Regions from separate parts of the Homo sapiens genome. Here region 2 is linked to region 1. Evidence: read pairs that join two places in POLR2A ChIA-PET (ENCODE). Cell type or tissue: A673. All regions are shown on one strand. Each heading gives the region's core, and the rest is flanking DNA. Links, peaks and the distances in the headings are about the cores only.

Region 1 (10,233 bases), core at 1,585-9,584:
TTTGATAGGCATTTCTCAGTTGCAAGCCACATTTTCAGGAGAGTCTGATTGACTCGAGTCATGTGTCTAATCAGCAATGGTTGGACAGGCTCGTGTAGTACACACAGGGATGCTGGGGGGCCTGTTCTCAAAGAAGAGGGGTGTGGGCTGGGCAGACATTCTAAAAGGTGTGCACTCTAAGTTAATTTTCTCCACAACAGAGGAAAAATGTAGTAGATGGCATAGTTTCTTTCCTTCATACCATTGAGTCTTGGCAAAGAATGCCTCCAGCTCTGAGCTCTATTATTTCTCATCAGTCTGAGTGTTGTAATTGCTTCTATTTTATTTATTGCATTATATTTCAATTATTTATACATACATATATAGCTTATATATAAGGTGCAAGTATATGTGTGTTGTATAATCCATATGTGTAATTTTGTGTGTATATCTATATCTATAAATTTTTTGGTCCATCTCCACTTAAATTTATTAAGTTGTAGTTCTTAGTATTGTGCAAAACATAAATGATAGATGTATAGTACATGTCTATTTATTATCTTTTAAAGATGCTCTCCCTGTCTGGAAAGGTTGGATGTAGACATTTTTTCTGTCACCTTTAAAAATAGTTATGTGCTTTATACACGTCTATGTGGATCCTGCTGAACTTATGTGGTTTTTAGATTTTTTTTGGTAAGATATGCTGTATAGAGCATTGCAACCACATGTAGTGAGGTTAACACCTGAAAGTGAGAGATGGGGAGCCAGGGCCCTATCTGGGTTAAACACAACATCTGCTGGAGATGATGAGTTAATAGCCATCAGGGAAGTGGTTGACAGACCACTTGACACAGGTGAGAAACACACTTATCTCCTGCCTTTATGCTTGTTGCTAGAAGAGGCACTTCAGCTGAGTACCTGGTACACAAACAGGAAGGCTCTACAAATGCTTTTGTTTGGGAGCCTGGTTCTTAGCAGAAATGTATTGTCCATTGGTTGTCCTAATTCATCAAACATCCCCACCCATCCATTTATCTATCCTTTCAACCATCCTATCTATCCATCTAATAAACATTTATTGAAGAATTAGTTTTAAAAAGAGCAGCAGGGAATATACAGTTTTACAAGGACCACTGGCTTAGACACACTCAAACTGTTCACACACTAATAGAAAAGCTTTGGAGTTAAACGCACCTGGATTTACTCTGTTGCCTAGTAGCTACATGACCTTGGTACTTAATATTCTCTAAGCCTCAAACCCCTCATCTTTAAAATGGCAATAATAATAATAGCACTTACATCATAAAGTTACTGTAAGGATTAGAGTAGATACTGTGTATAATGCTCTTTGGACAGAATCATAAATATTATGTATTATTATTATTTTATTTTATTTTATTTTTTGAGATGGAGTTTTGCTCTTGTTGCCCAGGCTGGAGTGCAGTGGTGCGATCTCGGCTTACTGCAACCTCCGCCTCCCGGGTTCAAGCGATTTACCTGTCTCAGCCTCCCGAGTAGCTGGGATTACAGGCATTTGCCACCACGCCCGGCTAATTTTTTTGTATTTTTAGTAGAGATGGGGTTTCACTATGTTGGCCAGGCTGGTCTCGAACTCCTGACCTCAGGTGATCCACCCGCCTCAGCCTCCCAAAGTGCTGGGATTACAGGTGTGAGCCACCAGGCCCGGCCTATAGTATTATTTTTAAGCATCATCTACAATAATGAGTTCTGATGAAGCTCAAAATTTTATGCATTGCGGAATATACAGGAAATAAGTTCTACCTGCCCAGGCTGTCACTGTAAGTAGGAGATTGCTTCACATGGGGTGGATTCGTGAAATAACAAGACATTTGAAGAAAGAAAAATCCAGCTCATTAGAATGCCTTGCCTAGTAGTTGACAAATATAACTTAGTTATGTACCATAATATCCAGGTGGGCTGATTTTTCACTTTTCATCTGCAGCATTGGACAGCATGTCTATATGGCTTTAGACTCATGGACTTACAGAATGAAAAATAGAAATTGTCCTGAGAGCGTATCCAGTCAATTTGCTAGGTGTTAGAAACTTGCTAAGCATCTATGCTTTATCTAAACAATTCAGCGAAAGAGATGCTACAATTGCAGTGGAAATTTATCTTCATTTCTAACTGAACTAATTCCAGTTGCAAATCCCATTAATTGTTTTGTTTTATCCTTAAGCAGTATCTTCAAAATCAACTAGGCTCAAAGCTTTTTCATTATCTTTTCCTGTTCCCCTTCTACCTCCCTCTGAGTCTTGTCACCAATTTCAATTTGCTGCAGAGTCCTATTGATTCTCTATAGTTCTGCTATGTAGTTGGAGAAGTTCTTTCTATCCTTGTTCAGACCCCCACTCCCTCATGCTTTTACCTTAGTCACCACATCCTGCTATGGACTTTCTGGTTTCTAGACCCTCGTCCTTGCTGTCCATCTTGCTCCTCAAAACCACATCCATCTTTCTAAGCCATTGCTCTCCTCAAAGGTTTTCCTAAGTAAAATTATTATAGGATAGCTTGGACTTTTCAGTTTTACATCAAGGCCTCCGCATGTGGGGCTGCCCTTCTTGCCTAGCCTCGTCCTTTATAACTCCAGCTCTGCTTCTGTTCAGCTAGTTTTCTGTCTTTCAAAGTGATCCCATTGTTTCTCCATGTCTTTTCTCCTGTAAATTATTTCTTCAGAGAGTAGACAGTCCCTCTCTTTTTGACGGTTGTATGGCTCCATGATTTGAAAACTGCAATGATAAAGGCTTCAACTTTTGTTATTAGTCCATCGTAGGAAAGCAGAGTTGAGAGGATAGATTGATGACATGAGATTTGCAGCTATGAGACATCTGTGCTTACACACAAGCTAGGTACTGTATGGTTTCCTTAGACCAGAACCTGGGAAAGATGGGAGGTTATGAGACAGGGGTTCTTAAAGTAGAGTCCATGGATCTCTAGAAAATCCATGAATGAGATTCCAAATACCTGTGAACCTCCTAAAATCACATGCAAAGATTCATGTGTGTGTGCATTTGTTTTCAGGGGGTGAATCCACAGCTCTCATTAAAAGACAAAGGACATTTGGCAAACAGATTTAATTAGGGATTTGGCCAAAAGAGTGTGGGAAGTTGGGACTGAGCCAGACCAACATGAAACTTGCCACCTCATGCTATACCACAGTGATGGAGTCTTTGCTTAGATGCTGCGCTTGGGGAAATTCAAGGTGAAGAAGCCGTCTCACTAAATGCTGAGCCAAGCACTATCACAGGCCAGGAGAACACACACAAGATGATCCTAGAACCCCTAGAGGGTCAGAGTCCCCCAGGACTTCTTAGGCCCAGATTGGAAAAGGACTTTTGTCACCGAAAGAGGCCAGAGATTAGGGAAATCACAGATTTGGCTGATTCAGAGCACTGATTTTGGGAGTAGGATGCAACTGACTAGTTTGGGGGAAGGGAATGTGGGGCATCCTTGAAAGACTAAAAACTGAATTCCGGAAAGGACTAATCTCCTTTTTAACAAGGCCCCCTAAAATAATTTCAGGCAGGGGTATCCTTGTAGATGAAAAGACGTGCAGGGACCTGTATGTCTTTAGAACATTTTCTTGGTTAAGAAATTTGTGACTAGAGTTTAGCTATCTAAGTTTCATATCTGCCATCTTGTATGTTCAGTTTTTTTGCTTTCATATTTATTTATTGTGATTTTTCCTTTTAATACTTGATAAAGATGATTTGAAGATGTGACTCTGAAGAAGAGGCAACTTAGGAAAGTGGTAGGGTATGGGGGGAGGGTGATAGGGTCTGTCTTAGCTGAATGATGGAAAGCAAGATGGCGCAGCTGGCAGTGAGAAGAACTCCCTTTCTGCAGCTCTGATGATTGATGTTTGCCAGAAAAGTCTTTCACTTACAGCACTCCCACACCCAATATCCATAGCCTACCTACCTGTCTTGTGATCCCATTCAAATCCATGGGGCTATCTCTGCTGACCTTTGACTAATCTTTCACTCTTTCCTCCTGGAGCCGTCTTCTTAGCTAGGGATGAGGTTGAGAAGATTTCATTGAATAATCCCCCACCATACACTCCAGTTGAGGACACATATTGCATGTACCACTTGTTTAAAAAAAGGGGTTTTAACATTTGTTTCTGTCTCTCTCTCTTTGTGAGAGTGTTTATATTTTCCAGTAATATTCTAAGCTCTTTTAGGGTATTTGGAGTCAGATACATGGGTTGTAATCATGGCTCTTCTACAATCTAAGCTGTTTGAAATAAACTATACAAACTTCCTAAGCCATGGTTCTTCATCTTTAGTCAATTAATTGCTAATTGATGAGAATGTGATCAATTCACTGCAGTCAGTTAAAAATGCTGGATACTGAGAATTGAGATTGATTATATTTAAGGGCAGAAAGATATATTTAAAAGCAAAGTAGCTAAAACAATGTATCTTAAATTCCATATGCTAAATATAATAAAAGTACAGCTTTTTAATAAAGAGACACTTCAGAAATAAATGAATTCAAATTTAACTAAGTAGAATTCATTGGTAAATTAGATCCGTATTACAACTATGAGGTACAAAAGGAGAATGTCTAATAGGTTTCAGGCACTCAAATACAAATAAGTGCAAGAGGAGGAAGTTCATTGTACATAGTTTCTTTATTAAGAGATATTATTAAGATTATTAAGGGAAGAAGAATCCATAGTTTATATCAACTGACAGAATGATCTAGTGTTGGTGAGTTAACAAAATAGGTTAATACTATAATTTAAACTGCTGGGTTGCAGCTTACTAATCATTGGATGTTAGTAAAAATAGATGGATTCTTAATAGTTAAGATTATTTTATGACCTATTTCCTTTTCTTCTTTCTTTCTTTCTTTTCTTTCTCTTTCTTTCTTTCCCTTTCTTTCTTTCTTTCTTTCTTTCTTTCTTTCTTTCTTTCTTTCTTTCTTTCTTTCTTTCTTTCTTTCTTTCTTTCTTTCTTTCTTTCTTTCTTTCTTTTTGACAGAGTCTAGCTCTGTCACCCAGGCTGGAGTGCAGTGGCAAGATCTTGGCTCACTGCAACCTCCACCCCCTGGGTTCAAATGATTCTCATGCCTCAGCCTCCCTAGAAGCTGGGACTACAGGTGTACGCCACCATGCCCAACTGATTTATATGTATATATATTTTTTTTTTAGTAGAGACAGCATTTCACCGTGTTGGCCAGGCTGGTCTTAAACTCCTGTCTTCAAGTGATCCGGCCGCCTTGGCCTCCCAAAGTGCTAAGGTTGCAGGGGTGAGCCACTGTGCCTGGCCCTTATGACCTATTTTCTAAGGAAATAAAGTTTCAAGTTTACTAACAGAAACTATGCAAATGAAAAGAGATCATAGCTTACTGATGAGAAATCGACAAGATGAGAGAAGTAAAAGGGTTGTATTTTCCCTACGAAAAGATTTTCTGATTGAAGTTAATAATCTGACAATACAATCCCTAGAAGAAATAAAAAAAATTGATGAAAGGTTAGCAGATGGCATAGAAATGTGGTCTTAGAAGTATAAGTAAAATAGCATGTAATGAGAAATATATATTGAATAAAAATATAATGACTTTGATTTGATATCTCAAACAACATGGCAATTAAAAAGACAGCCCAAAAATGTATCAAAGCTAAATATTGGAAATATAAGAAGGAATGAAATTGTAACTGAAATGAAATCTGCACTGTTACGGTAATAAATATTTTATAATTTTTTATCTTTCTTAAAAAGCTATTTCTTTAAGGTGAATTAATACAAATGGAAAGGAAAAATGGTCAGAAAATACAAAATTTTTTTCAAAATTTTAAGGATCTTTTGAAAATGGGTATAATTGTGAGCTTTGTTCTTCAGATGTCTCTGATGTAGGAGTTTGCAGAATACCAGCATCTTGGCACAACTGAGGAGGAAATAATCCTCTTTCTTGCATGCGACGCTTTAAGAGGCCTCAGATGCCCTTGGATACCTTTCAGGTATCTGAGCCCCAGGCTAACGGGCCCCAGAGGCTGTGGTTTACATGGCACATTCCTGGTCATTAGAAATAGTACATGCTTCCATAATAAAAACTATCTCCTGAGACTGTGGGAACCCTCTTAGAAAGCTACACTCCAGCATTCTTAATCTCATGTAGCTGCAGATGAGTGAAGAGTTTGTTGTGGACCTGCTTGATTAGGTAAGTGGATCTTAGATCTGATGCTGTGATATGGTTTGGCTGTGTCCCACCTAAATCTCAACTTGAATTGTATCTCCCAGAATTCCCATGTGTTGTGGGAGGGACCCAGGGGGAGGTAATTGAATCATGGGGGCCCGTTTTTCCCATGTTATTCTTGTGATAGTGAATAAGTCTCATGAGATCTGATGGGTTTATCAGGGGTTTCTGCATTTGCCTCTTCATTTTTCCCTTGCCGCTGCCATGTAAGAAGTGCCTTTTGCCTCCTACCATGACTCTGAGGCCTCCCCAGCCATGTGGAACTGTAAGTCCAATTAAACCTCTTTTTGTTCCCAGATTTGAGTATGTCTTTATCAGCAACATAAGAACGAACTAATACAGTAAATTCGTACCAGTAGTAGAGTGGGGCATTGCTGAAAAGATACCCGAAAATGCGGAAGCGACTCTGGAACTGGGTAGCAGGCAGAAGTTGAAACAGTTTGGGAGAGCTCAGAAGAAGACAGAAAAATGTGGGAAAGTTTGGAACCTCCTAGAGACTTGTTGAATGGCTTTGACAAAAATGCTGAGAGTGATATGAACAACAAGGTCCAGGCTGAGGTGGTCTCAGATGGAGGTGAGGAACTTGTTGGGAACTGGAGTAAAGGTGACTCTTGTTATGTTTTAGCAAAGAGACTGGCGGCATTTTGCCCCTGCCCTAGAGATTTGTGGAACTTTGAACTTGAGAGAGATGATTTAGGGTTTCTGGTGGAAGAAATTTCTCAGCAGCCAAGCATTCAAGAGGTGACTTGGGTGCTGTTTAGAGCATTCGGTTTTAAAAGGAAAACAGAGCATAAAAGCTCAGAAAATTTGCAGCCTGACAATGCAGTAGAAAAGAAATACCCATTTTTTTTTAGGAGAAATTCAAGCCAGCTGCAGAAATTTGCATAAGTAGCAAATAGCCTAATGTTAATCCCTGAGACCACAGGGAAAATGTCTCCAGGCCATGTCAGAGACCTTCATGGAAGCCTCTCCCATCACAGGCTTGGAACCCAGGAGGAAAAAGTGGTTTCATTGGCGGGGCCCAGGGTCCCCGTGCTGTGTGCAGCCTAGGGGCTTGGTGACCTGTGTCCCAGCTGCTCTAGCCTAGGTTGAAAGGGTCCAAGGTACTTCAGAGGGTAGAAGCCCCAAGGCTTGAAGCTTCCACATGATGTTGAGCCTGTGGGTGCACGGAAGTCAAGAACAGAGGTTTGGGAACCTCTGCCTAGATTTCAGATGTATGGAAATGCCTGGATGCCCAGGAAAAAATTTGCTGCAGGGTTGGGGCCCTCATGGAGAACCTCTGCTGGGGCAGTGGAGAAGGGAAACATGGGGTTGGAGCCCTCATGCAGAGTCTCTACTGGGGCACTGCCTAGTGCAGCTGTGAGAAGAGGGCCACCGTCCTCCAGACCCCAGAGTGGTAGATCCACTGGCAGCTTGCACCTTGCACTTGGAAAAGCCACAGATACTCAACCCTAGCCAGTGAAAGCAGCAAGGAGGGAAGCTGTACCCTGCAAAGCCACAGGGGTGGAGCTGCCCAAGACTATGGGAACCCACCTTTTGCATCAGTGTGACTTGGATGTGAGACCTGGAGTCAAAGGAGATCATTTTGGAGCTTTAAAATTTGACTGCAGCACTGGATTTTGGACTTGCATGGGCCCTGTAACCCCTTTGCTTTGGCTAATTTCTCCCATTCGGAATGGCTGTATTTACCCAATACCTGTAACACCATTGTATCTAGGAAGTAACTAGCTTGCTTTTGATTTTACAGGCTCATAGGCAGAAGGGACTTGCCTTGTCTCAGATGAGACTTTGGACTGTGGACTTTGGATTAATGCTGAAATGAGTTAAGACCGGGGGACTGTTGAGAAGGCGTGATTGGTTTTGAAATGTGAGGATGTGAGATTTGGAGTGGCCAGGGGTGAAATGATATGGTTTGGCTGTGTCCCCACCCAAATCTCAGCTTGAATTGTATCTCCCAGAATTCCCATGTGTTATAGGAGGGACCAAGGTGGACGTAATTGAATCATGGGGGCTGATCTTGTGATAGTGAATAAGTCTCACAAGGTCTGATGGGTTTATCAGGGATTTATGCTTTTGCTTCTTCCTCATTTTTTTCTTGCTGCCACCATGTAAGAAGTGCCTTTCACCTCCCACCATGATTCTGAGGCTTCCCCAGCCGTGTGGAACTGTAAATCCAATTAAACCTCTTTTTGTTCCCAGTTTCGGGTATGTCTTTAACAGCAGCATGAAAATGAACTAATGCATGCTGTAACAGAGACTGAAGTGAGGTGGGGTTTGAGGAAAACTGAAGCAGTTCGTTTTTCTTTAATGAGATTCACTCCATATTTGGGTGAGGTGAGACCCATCCAAGGGTCTCTGGGACTAGAGACTAGAGACTGATTAAGATGATGCAGGGGAGGGAAAACTTTTTGGTGCCCACAGGGAAACGGAACAGAAGGTTTTTGCTTTTGTTTTTAATAATTTCAATTTTTATTTTAGATTCAGTGATACACCTGCAGGTTTGTTACCTGGCTGTATTGTGTGATGCTGAGGTTTGGGGTGTGATTGATCTTTTCACCCAAGTACTGAGCATAGGACCCAATAGTTAGTTTTTCAACCCTTGCTCCACTCCCTTCCTCCTCCCTCTAGCAGTCTTCAGTGTCTGTTGTTCCCATCTTTACGTCCATGTGTGTTCAATGTTTAACTCCCACTTATAAGTGAGAAAATGTAGTATTTGATTTTTTATTCCTGTGTTAATTCACTTAGGATGATGGCCTCCAGCTGCATCCATGTTGCTGCAAATGACATAATTTTGTTCTTTTTCATGGCTGCGTAGTATTCCATAGTGTATATGTACCACATTTTCTTTATCCAATCCACTGTTGATGGGCACCTAGGTTGATTCTATGTCTTTGCTATTGTGAATAGTGCTGCAATAAACATATGAGTACATGTACCTTTTTGGTAGAATGATGTATTTTCCTTCGGGTATATACCTAGTAATGGGATTGCTGGGTTGAATGGTAGTTCTGTTTTAAGTTATTTGAAAAATCTCAAAACTGCTTTCCACAGTGGCTGAACTAATTTACATTCCCACCAACAATGTATAAGCATTTTCTTTTCTCTGAAGCCTTGCCAGCATCTGTTGTTTTTGACTTTTTAATATTAATAATAGCCATTCTGACTGTTGTAAGGTGGTATCTCATTGTGGTTTTGATTTGCATTTCTCTGATGATTAGTGATGCTGAGATTTTTTTCATATGTTTATTGGCCATTTGTATGTTTTATTTTGAGAAATGTCTGTTCATGTCTTTTGCCCACCTCTTAATGGGGTTATTTGCTTTTTGCTTATTGATTTAAGTTTCTTACAGAATCTGGATATTGGAACTTGGTCAGATGCATAGTTTACAATACTTTCTCCTGTTCTAAGTTGTCTCTTTCCTCTGTTGATAGTTTTCTTTTGCTATGCAGAAACCCTTCTGTTTGATTAGATCCCACTTGTTAATCCTTGTTTTTGTTTCAACACTTTTGAGGACTTAGTCATAAGTTATTTCCCAAGGTTGATGTTTAGAATGGTATTTCCTAGGTTTTCTTCTAGGATTCTTATAGTTTAAGGTCTCAAATTTAAATCTTTAATCCATCTTGAGTTAATTTTTGTATATGGTGAAAGATAGGGGTTCAGTATTATTATTCTACATATGGCTAGCCAGTTACACCACCACGATTTATTGAATAGGAAGTCCTTTTCCCATTCTTATTTTTGTCAACTTTGTTGAAGATCAGATGGCTGTAGGTGTGCAGCTTTATTTCTGGGTTCTCTGTTCTGAAATAGAAGGTTTAAAACTTCAGCTGCCAAAGTCCAGGCTGTATTTGCACTTAGGAGGGGCTAGGTCCACAGTATCTTCAAAACATAGTCAGATTGTCATATTTTTCTCACCAGGCAGTCCTATAGTGCTAGAAAGGACATTGTCCAAGGTACATTTCTTTGCCTACAGACAAGCTTTGCCATTTCCTGAAACTGTCTTTTTATTAATATGAAAGTACAGCCTG
Region 2 (10,233 bases), core at 1,369-9,368, 56 kb after region 1:
TTGGGAGTCTGAGGCATGAGAATTACTTGAACCTGGGAGGTGGTGGTTGTAGTGAGCCAAGATTACACCACTGCACTCCATCCTGGGCAACAGAGTGAGACTCTATCTCAAAAAAAAAATTATAAAACACTTTTGAGAAAAACTAAAGGAGAAGAAATAATGGAGAAATATACCTTGTTCATGAGTTGGAAGACTCGGTGATGTTAAGATATCAGTTGATCTACAGATTCAATGCAATTTCAAACAGAATCGCTGCAAATGGGTATTACCAGTAGAAAACGACAAGCTGATTCCAAAATTCACAAGGACCAAGTCATAACAACTTTAAAATAGAATAAATTTGGAAGTCTAATACTATCTAATTTTAAGACTTATTATAAAGCCACAATAATTAACATAGCCTGGTATTGGCATTAACATAGACAATGGAACAGAATAGAGGTACAGAAATAATCTCACATGTATATGAACAACTAATTTTTAACAAAGGTGGAAAGGAAATTTAGTAGAGAAAGAAGAATCTTTCAACAAGTGTTGCTGGAACAATTGGATATGTACATGCTAAAAAAAACAAAAAACAAAAAACAAAACCAAACAAAAAAAACAACAACCTTGGCTGGGCACGGTGGCTCATGTCTATAATTCCAGCACTTTGGGAGGCTGAGGCAGGCAGATCACGAGGTCAAGAGACTGAGACCATCCTGGCTAACATAGTGAATCCCTGTCTCTACTAAAAGTACAAAACAATTAGCTGGGCATGGTAGTATGTGCCTGTAGTCCCAGCTACTCGGGAGGCTGAGGCAGGAGAATTGCTTGAACCCAGGAGGTGGAGGTTGCAGTGAGCCGAGATCACGCCACTGCAGTCCAGCCTGGTGACAGAGTGAGACTCCATCTCAAAAACAAAAACAAAAACTTTGATTCGTGGTCTAATCAATAAAATCAACTTAAAATCAATCATAGTCCTAAATGCAATACCTAAAACTATAAAATGTCTAGAAATAGACATAGAAAGAAATCTCTGTGGCCTAGGGTTATACAAAGATTTCTTAAGCCTAATACCTTTTATGGGTCAAGCCTAAATTTTCTTAGGCTTAATCCACAAAAAAAAAAAGACAAATTAGGCTTCATCAAAATTAAAATCTTTTGTTGAGAGCTTAAAAAAAGACAGACTAGGGAGAAATAGTTGCAGAATTTTCTATCTCATAAAGAACTTCTATCCAGAATATATAAAGGACTCTCAAAATTCAATAATAAAAAGTAAACCATGTCTACCCTGACAAAAAAAGTGACCAAAAGATTTAAACAGACACTTTACCAAGGAAAATATATAGATGGCAAATAAGCACATGAAAACATGTTAAACTTATTAGTTGTTAAGGATATGAGAATTAAAGCCATAATGGGATACTACTAGAATGATTAAAAGAGAAAGAAGTGATCATACCAAGTGTTGGTGAGCATGTGGAGGAACTAGAACTCTCATATACTGCTGGTGGGAATGTAAATTGGTACAACCACTTTGGAAAACAGTTTGGTAGTTTCTTAAAAAGTTAAACATATACTTACTCTATGATCCAGCCATCCTACTTCTGGTTGTTTACCCCCACAAAAGAAAGCATATATTCATACAAAGACTTGCATACACAAATATTCACAGTGCATTTATTTGTAAAAACCAAAAAGCTGGAAACCACCAATTATCTATCAACAGGTGAATGGATAAGCATATTATGACATAGACACATGATAGACTACTAAGTAATAAAAGGAATTAACTATTAACTGATACATGCAACAATATGGATGCATATCAAAATAGCTATGCAGAGTGAAATAATCCAGACAGAAATAAGAATTACTAGATAAATTATTTATTTTAAAACTAGAACATGCAAATAAATGTATAGTGACAGGCAGCAGATGGGTGGTTGCTTGGGAAGATGAGTTGGGGAAGGTGGGAGGGAGATATTGCAAAAGGGCATGAGTAAGCCTTTGGGAATGATAGATATTTTTACTATCTTGATAGTGGTGATAGTTTCATGGATGTATACATATGCCCAAACGTATCAAATGTTACATTTTAAATAAGTATAGCTTATTATATGCTAGTTATATTTCAGTAAAGCTACTAAAGTTGGCTTTGTAAAGTGATGGAAGTTCAGATTGGGGAGATGGGCAAAGGCCAGGTTGTGGAGCATCTTGCGTATCTTTGACATGATGCTACACTGAATAGTTTGAATAGTGGTCAGATTATGTTTTGTATAGCCCCTCTGGCAGTTATGCAGGGGGTGAATTTTAGGGTGGCAAGACTTGAAGTAGAGTGACCTATTATGAGATCCTTGTGATATACACCATGAGAGAGGATGAAGACCTGACCCAGGTCAAAGGTGATAGGTATGGAGAGAATGGGATGCAGTAGACATAGAGAAATAGAAGGCAAACTGTTGAGTCTTGGTGGTTGACAAGGCATCAGTTTGAAGGGAGAAAGGGTCTAGGGTGATTCTAGGTTCTGGCCATAAAATAAGGAGAGAAGAGGAGTAAGAACAAGTTTAACAGAAAGGATGATAGCTTTACTTTTGGACAGGTTGAATTTTGGGGGCCTGTGAGTCCTCTAGCTGGATCTGTCCCCTATGCAGTTCAGGAGATAGGTCTGAATCTGAGACTTACCAGTGCAGAGTCAGAGGGAGTAGATGACACTGACGAAGGAGACTACAAAGAGCTAGTGGGGAAGTGGTCAACAGTGGAGCCCTGGGAAGTGCCAGGGTATAAGGGACATGCACTGCAGAAGGAACACTCACTGATTTAGAAAGAATGGAGTGGACGTGGGAGTCAAGGGAGTACGGGTTTGAAGAAGTAAATAATCAAACTGCTTTTTCTTGAGTTTAAACATGAATAAAGTATTGGGCTTTTATTGGTTGTCATTGCTAAGTAACAATTTATCACAAACTTACTGGCATAAAACAACACACAATGACTATCTCAGTTTTTTACCTGACTGATCAAACGCAATGTAACTGGGCCCTCTGCAGAGTCTCACAGGGTTTCAGTCAAGTGTCTCCTCGTCTGCATTCTCATCCAGAGACTTGAGACTTGAGACTTGACTGGGGGAAAAATCTGCTTCCAAGTTCAAGTTCAATGAGTGTTTTTTTTTTTTTTTAAGAATTCATTTCCCTGCAGCTATATAGATGGGAGTCCTGGCTTCTTAGTGGCTGTCAGCTGTCAGCCCCCTTCATTTCCTACAGGCTGCTCACAGCTCTGTTCCACATGGCCCTCACCATAGGCAGTTCCCAAGATAGCTGTTTGCTTCCTCAAAGTCAGAAGGAGAATCTCTCACTTCTTTTGGCTAAGATGGATTCTTACATAATGCAATGTAATCAAGGCAGTGACAGCCCACCATCTTTGCCATATTCTTTTTTAAGTTAAAACAAGTCACAGGTCCTGCACATACTCAAGGGGAGGGTGTTATACAAGTGCATGGCGCAGTGGGGTCACCTTAGGGTGTATTGTCACATACTGTTAGATGCAGAGATTTCCAAGATTTGAGGAAGTGAGGCCAGTTAGGAGACAGCAATGGTAATTCAGGCAAAAGGTATTAGGTGCTAGAGTGAGGGTAATGGCTGTGGGGAAGGTGAGAGGTAACTGAGTTTGAGAGATAAGACGAGGACTTCATAGACTTGGCTATTGTAGGGGGCTTGGAGGGGAGGAACAAGTTTAGGAAGATGTCCATTTGGCAGAAATGTTGTGAGGGTAGATTATGAGTTCAGTTTAGGCATGTTGTGATGATATCTAGTAGGATACATGATAAATGGTTTGAATCATGAGGTGGGAGGGAACTTGGTTGAAGATGAAGTTTTGAACATCATCAGTGACAGCTTTGCTTTACTTTTAAGGCAAGGAAGTTGACTGGTCCTCTCTTCCCCTCCTATATATTTGTATCACTGAATAAACAAATGTGTGGAGAACACTGTGCCATGCTACTGAGTGGTATACATCCATCTTCCCAGCTTATTTCTGACCTTACCTGTAGAAAGTCAGAGTTGACACTCTATGCTGTTTGGATGGTAAGGGTGGAGGGGGAAAGACACATTCATTTTCCCCCTCCCCTCACTCAGAACATCTGCTGCCCCTGTGATGGGGGTGGCTGGTAGCACACCTCCTAAGCCCTGGCAGATATAGGAGGGCTGCATGGAGCTGAGCTGATGGCTGAAACCAAAGAAGCCCCAAACCTGTTGTCAAAGCAGCTGCATAAACCATAAATTTCTTGTGGAAGCAGACCCAGTGGCTGTCAAAGGGGAGGAAGTGAAATGGGAGCAGCTATAGTTGGTATAGATGTCCCTTTGGTTTCTTCATCCAGCTCAGAGCTCATAAGTGCAGGGATCCAGGTTCTTTCTTGAAGACAAAAATGCATGGCCATATTTTCCTTTGGATTCCCTTAATCAGGGTGAGGCAAGCATGCTTTACTGCACTGGTGGGTGGTTCTACCACAAGGCTGACTCCCATTCCCATGGAAGCACTGAAATAAGCCTCTGCTTTGCAAAGTAAATAACAAGGCAGCCTACCTCTGGGTCTTCCCGGGCCTCTTATCATTTTGATCTTTATGGTATCATAAATGTCTTTTTACAGGTGCGGGAAAGGGATCCTGGTGAATTTGTTTATGCTTCTTTTTTTTTTTACCCTTACTGATTAATTGCAAGTTAAAAGCTTGGCTGATCAAGTGGGGTCCTTTGCCTATCTCCAAGAGAGGGTAATACACCATCCATAAATTGTGTGCTTTTGTGTGGACGGTGTGCATGTGTATTGAGAAGTGGCTTACTAACAAATTCAAATTTTAACAGGTGCTTTAGTTTACTTGGTGTTGGTGAAGAGTGTTAAGTAAAAAAGGCAAACAGAAACTCACATGGGTCATTAGAGCCATGATAGGGGCAGTAATCTTTTTTTGAAATAAATTTTATTGTGTGTATTTGAGGTTTACAACATGCTATTATAGAATACATATAGATAGTAAGATTACAATAGTGAAGCAGATTAACATATTTATCATCTCACATAGTTACCTTTTTTGTAAAATTTATTAATTTAACAAAAGTCCCTAATACAATTTTATTAACTGTCATCTTCATGTTATACTTTAGATCTCTAGACTTATGCATATGGACAGTAATCTTACGTCTTACAAAATTCCCTCCTTCCCTCCCATCATCCTCCCTTAACCCTCCCCTACCCTTCCTCCTTTTCCTCCCTTCCTTCCTTCCTTCTTCCTTCCTTCCTTCCTTCTTTCCTATCATTCATCCAACAAACTTTTATTGCATAGCTCCTTCCTGTATGCCCATTATTATACTAGGTGCTGTGGATATTGGAATGATTTAGAGACATTCTCTGTCCTGGGGTGCTGTCTATCCTTGCTGGGTATTGAGAACATCCCCCAAATTTAAAAGCAGGCTTGTTCTGTATGTCAGTCAACAATAATCAGCTGCATGTAACTTTGGTGCCATTGCTGATGCACTCTTTTTATGGCCTGCATTTGGAGTTCTTTCCCAGCTGTATAAATGGATTTGAGTTGATTCATTCACGCTCTATCATCCAGCCTCCTGATGACTAAGGACAATCTTTTCCCCAATGACTGGCCACAGCTGGAGGCACAATCTATGGTTCTGGAAGGTTAGAAACATCAACTGGAATGCACCTTTGGGAACTTGGAATTAATTAGGACAAAGTCTGAATAGTGCAGTAGGATTACACCCCTTACTGAGAATCATTTCCTCTCTCTCCTGGAACTTTTCCGTGGTCATACAAGCATGCTTCAAGATCATCACTAAAAACAACCCCCAGCACCACAAAAACCTGCCGTAGTAAAACTTCTCAAAAAAGTTGTTCATCGTCTCTGTATCCATGCTTTCATCTTATTTGCACCTCTTAACAGATGGCTTCTGTTCCTCCCTGCAGTGAAATCACTCTTGCAAGGTCACCAGTGACTCTCAGATTGCCAGGCTCAACCATTGTTTTCCTGGTCCTGTATTGGCATTTCAGCTGCAGTATTCAACTCACTTGCTGCATCTTCTCAGTTACTTTTTCTTGGCCCTTTGCTTGGCCTGTAAATGTTAGAGTGCCCTGGTGACTTCTTACACCTTTCTAGTTAGAATCTCTCCCTAGGTGATTCTACACAGCCCCAAAGCTTTACATAGTATCCACATGCAGATGACTCCAGACTTATTTATCCTCAATCTTTCTCCTCATATATCCAACTTCCCACCTGACTTCTCCATTTGGGAGTCTAAGAAGTATCTCTAATTTAATGTGGCTAAATCATAACTTTGTATTCTCACCCCTACTTTATGTTCTTCCCTATCTCAGAAAATGACACTCAGTAGCTCAGGCCCCATATTCATGGTGGTGGCATCTTTGATTGCTCTTTTTCTTCACACTCTATACCCAGTCTTTCATCAAGTCCTCCAAAATAGCATGCATATCTACCTCCTCCCATCTGTCACCACCTTATTCCATGCCATTGGTAATTTTTGCCAGATTTTACTTCCCTTTAATTAATGTACCAAATTAGCTATAATATTTTAAAACCAGATAATTTTATTATAAATAATGTGATTATTTATATGTTTTATTGTAAGTAATTTGACTACAACAAATCAGATTTTTTATTATAAAGTTTTCTAATGGGTACCATTTTATTTATTTTCTTTTTTTAATTTTATTATTATTATACTTTAAGTTTTAGGGTACATGTGCACAATATGCAGGTTTGTTACATATGTACACATGTGCCATGTTGGTGTGCTGCACCAATTAGCTGGTCGTTTAGCATTAGGTATATCTCCTAATGCTATCCCTCCCCCCTCCCCCCACCCCACAACAGGCCCCTGTGTGTGATGTTCCCCTTCCTGTGTCCATGTGTTCTCATTGTTCAATTCTCACCCATGAGTGAGAACATGCGGTGTTTGGTTTTTTGTCCTTATGATAGTTTGCTAAGAATGATGGCTTCCAGTTTCATCCATGTCCCTACAAAGGACATGAACTCATCATTTTTTATGGCTGCATAGTATTCCATGGTGTATACGTGCCACATTTTCTTAATCCAGTCTATCATTGTTGGACATTTAGGTTGGTTCCAAGTCTTTGCTATTGTGAATAGTGCCGCTATAAACATATGTGTGCATGTGTCTTTATACCAGCATGATTTATAATCCTTTGAGTATATACCCAGTAATGGGATGGCTGGGTCAAATGGTATTTCTAGTTCTAGATCCCTGAGGAATCGCCACACTGACTTCCATAATGGTTGAACTAGTTTACAGTCCCACCAACAGTGTAAAAGTGTTCCCATTTCTCCACATCTTCTCCAGCACCTGTTGTTTCCTGACATTTTAATGATCGCCATTCTAACTGGTGTGAGATGGTATCTCATTGTGGTGTTGATTTGCATTTCTCTGATGGCCAGTGATAATGAGCATTTTTTCATGTGTTTTTTAGCTGCATAAACGTCTTCTTTTGAGAAGTGTCTGTTCATATCCTTCACCCACTTTTTGATGGGGTTGTTTTTTTTTCTTGTAAATTTGTTTGAGTTCATTGTAGATTCTGGATATTAGCCTTTTGTCAGATGAGTAGGTTGCAAAAACTTTCTCCCATTTTGTAGGTTGCCTGTTCACTCTGATGGTAGTTTCTTTTGCTGTACAGAAGCTCTTTACTTTAATTAGATCCCATTTGTCAATTTTGGCTTTTGTTGCCATTGCTTTTGGTGTTTTAGACATGAAGTCCTTGCCCATGCCTATGTCCTGAATGGTATTGCCTAGGTTTCCTTCTAGGGTTTTTATGGTTTTAGGTCTAACATGTAAGTCTTTAATCCATCTTGAATTAATTTTTGCATTTTTTTTTTTTGAGACAGTTTCACTCTGTTACCGAGGCTGGAGTGTAGTGGTACGAACATGGCTCACTGCACCCTCAACTTCCTGGGCCCAAGTGATCATCCTGCCTCAGCCTTCCATGTAGCTGGGTCCACAGGCCACCATCATGCCTGGCTAATTAAATTTTTTTTTTTTTTTTCTAGAGATGAGGGTCTTACTTTTTTGGCCCAGGCTGGTCTCAAACTCCTGGTCTAAAGCTTTCTAGTTAGAATCTCTCCCACCTCGGCCACCCAAAGTGCTGGGATTACAGATGTGAGCCACTGTGTCTGGCTAGTGTTCCCTTTTATTTAAAATAAAATATGACAGCTATTCGGGAGGCTGAGGCAGGAGAATGGCAAGAACCCGGGAGGCGGAGCTTGCAGTGAGCTGAGATAGTGCCACTGCTCTCCAGCCTGGGTGACAGAGCGAAATTCTGTCTCAAAAAATAAAAAATAAAAAATAAAAATAAATAAATAATAAAATAAAATAAAATGTGAAAAAAGCTTTGCTATGACCTCCTCCATAAACTGCATACACCCTGCTGGCTTCTGTCATGTCAGCCCCTGCCACCACCCACAAACTCTTCTCCAGCCACACAGGCCTCCCTTCCATTCCTCATATACTCCTGCCCATGCCCACTCTACTCCCTCTGCACTTGTTCTTTTGTGTGGAATCTCTGCCCCCAGATCTTCACAAGGCTACTTCCTTCTTTACATTTCAGTCTCAGCAAACACTGCCTTGAAATGGCTTTCCCTGAACGTCTGAAAATGCTGGGCAACCTTGTTACCCCCATCTCATCATTATAGATTTTACTTTTTTATTGATAGTGTTTCTCAAGATCTGAGATTATCTTGTTCACTTTTTATTTACTGCATATTGTCTGTCTTCCCCCAGTAGGATGAGACCTGGGTGGGAACAAAGACCTTGACTATCTCATTTAATACTCAATCCCCAGTGCCTGCGACAAATCCCCAGAATGCACAGTGGGTAATCATAAGTCACTCCCTTGCTCACGACCCTTCACTTCTTCCCATCTTATGCTGAGTAAAGGCCTTGTACTTTTGATGACTTAAAAGGTCCTGTATGAAACATCTCCTGTATGCAACATCTCCTGTACTATACCAGCCACTGTCCCTGAACTCGTTTTCTTTCTTTCCTACTCTGGTCACCCTGGCCTACTCACTAAATGTTGAACATGCCAAGCATGTTCCTTTCTCAGGGTCTTTGCACTTGCTGTCCCTTTGCTGGTAGTAACTTGCTCACCAAGACATCTATGGGCTTGCTATTTCATTCTTTCATGGCTTTCTTTACTTCCCTATCATAAATTCTACTTCCCATCATGAGATCTCCTCTCTTCTTTTCTATATTTTTCTCCTTGGCACTTCATACAGTCTAACCTGTTATTTATTTTACTTACTATTCTTGTTTACTATCTCTCTCTCCCACTAAACTGTAAGCTTCCTGAGGGCAGGACTTTTTGACGGTTCTATTCACTGCAGAATTTCAGTGACTGTGCTATCCCTGCACATGGTAGTTCTCAGTAAACATTTACTGAGTGAATGAAAAATTAGACGGATTCCAGGCCAGGTGCAGCAGCTCATGCCTGTAATCCTAGCCCTTTAGGAGGCTGAGGTGGGCGGATCCACTTAAGTCCAGCAGTTTCAGATCAGCCTGGGCAACATGGTGAAACCCTGTCTTTGCCAAAAATAAAAAAAATTAGCTGGACGTGGTGGCATGCACCTGTGGTTCCAGCTACTCAGGAGGCTGAGGTGGGAGGATGGTTTGAGCCCAGGAGGTGGAGGTTGCAGTGATCCAAGATCGCATCATCACACTCCAGCCTTGGTAACAGAGCCAGACTCCGTCTCAAAAAAAAAAAAAAAAAAAAAAAAATTAGGTAGATTGTGGCAGGCAGCTCCATTACAAATTCTAGACTTTATAGGAAAGCCATTGAACAATTTTGAGGAGAAAAGTGCCAATTAGTTTTCCATTGAAAAATGATGGCTTTGGTGACTTGGATTGGTAGAATGAGTGTAGACATTGTGTGACAAGTTAGGGGGATCCTCCTTCCTTACACCTTATACAAAAATTAATTCAAGATGGATTAAAGACTTAAATGCTAGACCTAAAACCATAAAAACCCTAGAAGAAAACCTAGGCAATACCATTCAGGACATAGGCATGGGCAAGGACTTCATGTCTAAAACACCAAAAGCAATGGCAACAAAAGCCAAAATTGACAACTGGGATCTAATTAAACTAAAGAGCTTCTGCACAGCAAAAGAAACTCCCATCAGAGTGAACAGGCAACCTACAGAATGGGAGGAAATTTTTGCAATCTCAT

The links. Peaks named below come from ENCODE experiments on the same cell type or tissue, not always from the same donor. Only the 100,000 strongest peaks of a DNase experiment are listed, where the experiment ranks them.
Region 2: POLR2A ChIA-PET joins it to region 1 with 10 read pairs; 2 of 35 experiments call an interaction of 5 or more read pairs at or near these places.

What each region holds. Positions count from the first base shown.
Region 1 is chr6:52,167,299-52,177,531 of GRCh38, reverse strand. No RefSeq gene overlaps it. Among named protein-coding and RNA genes, the nearest start is that of IL17A, 14 kb to the left of the region's middle. In A673, for the core only: no CTCF peak of the experiment used is centred there; no DNase peak of the experiment used is centred there.
Region 2 is chr6:52,110,764-52,120,996 of GRCh38, reverse strand. No RefSeq gene overlaps it. Among named protein-coding and RNA genes, the nearest start is that of PKHD1, 28 kb to the right of the region's middle. In A673, for the core only: no CTCF peak of the experiment used is centred there; a DNase peak (open chromatin) is centred at 5,606; H3K27ac peaks cover 2,508 bases.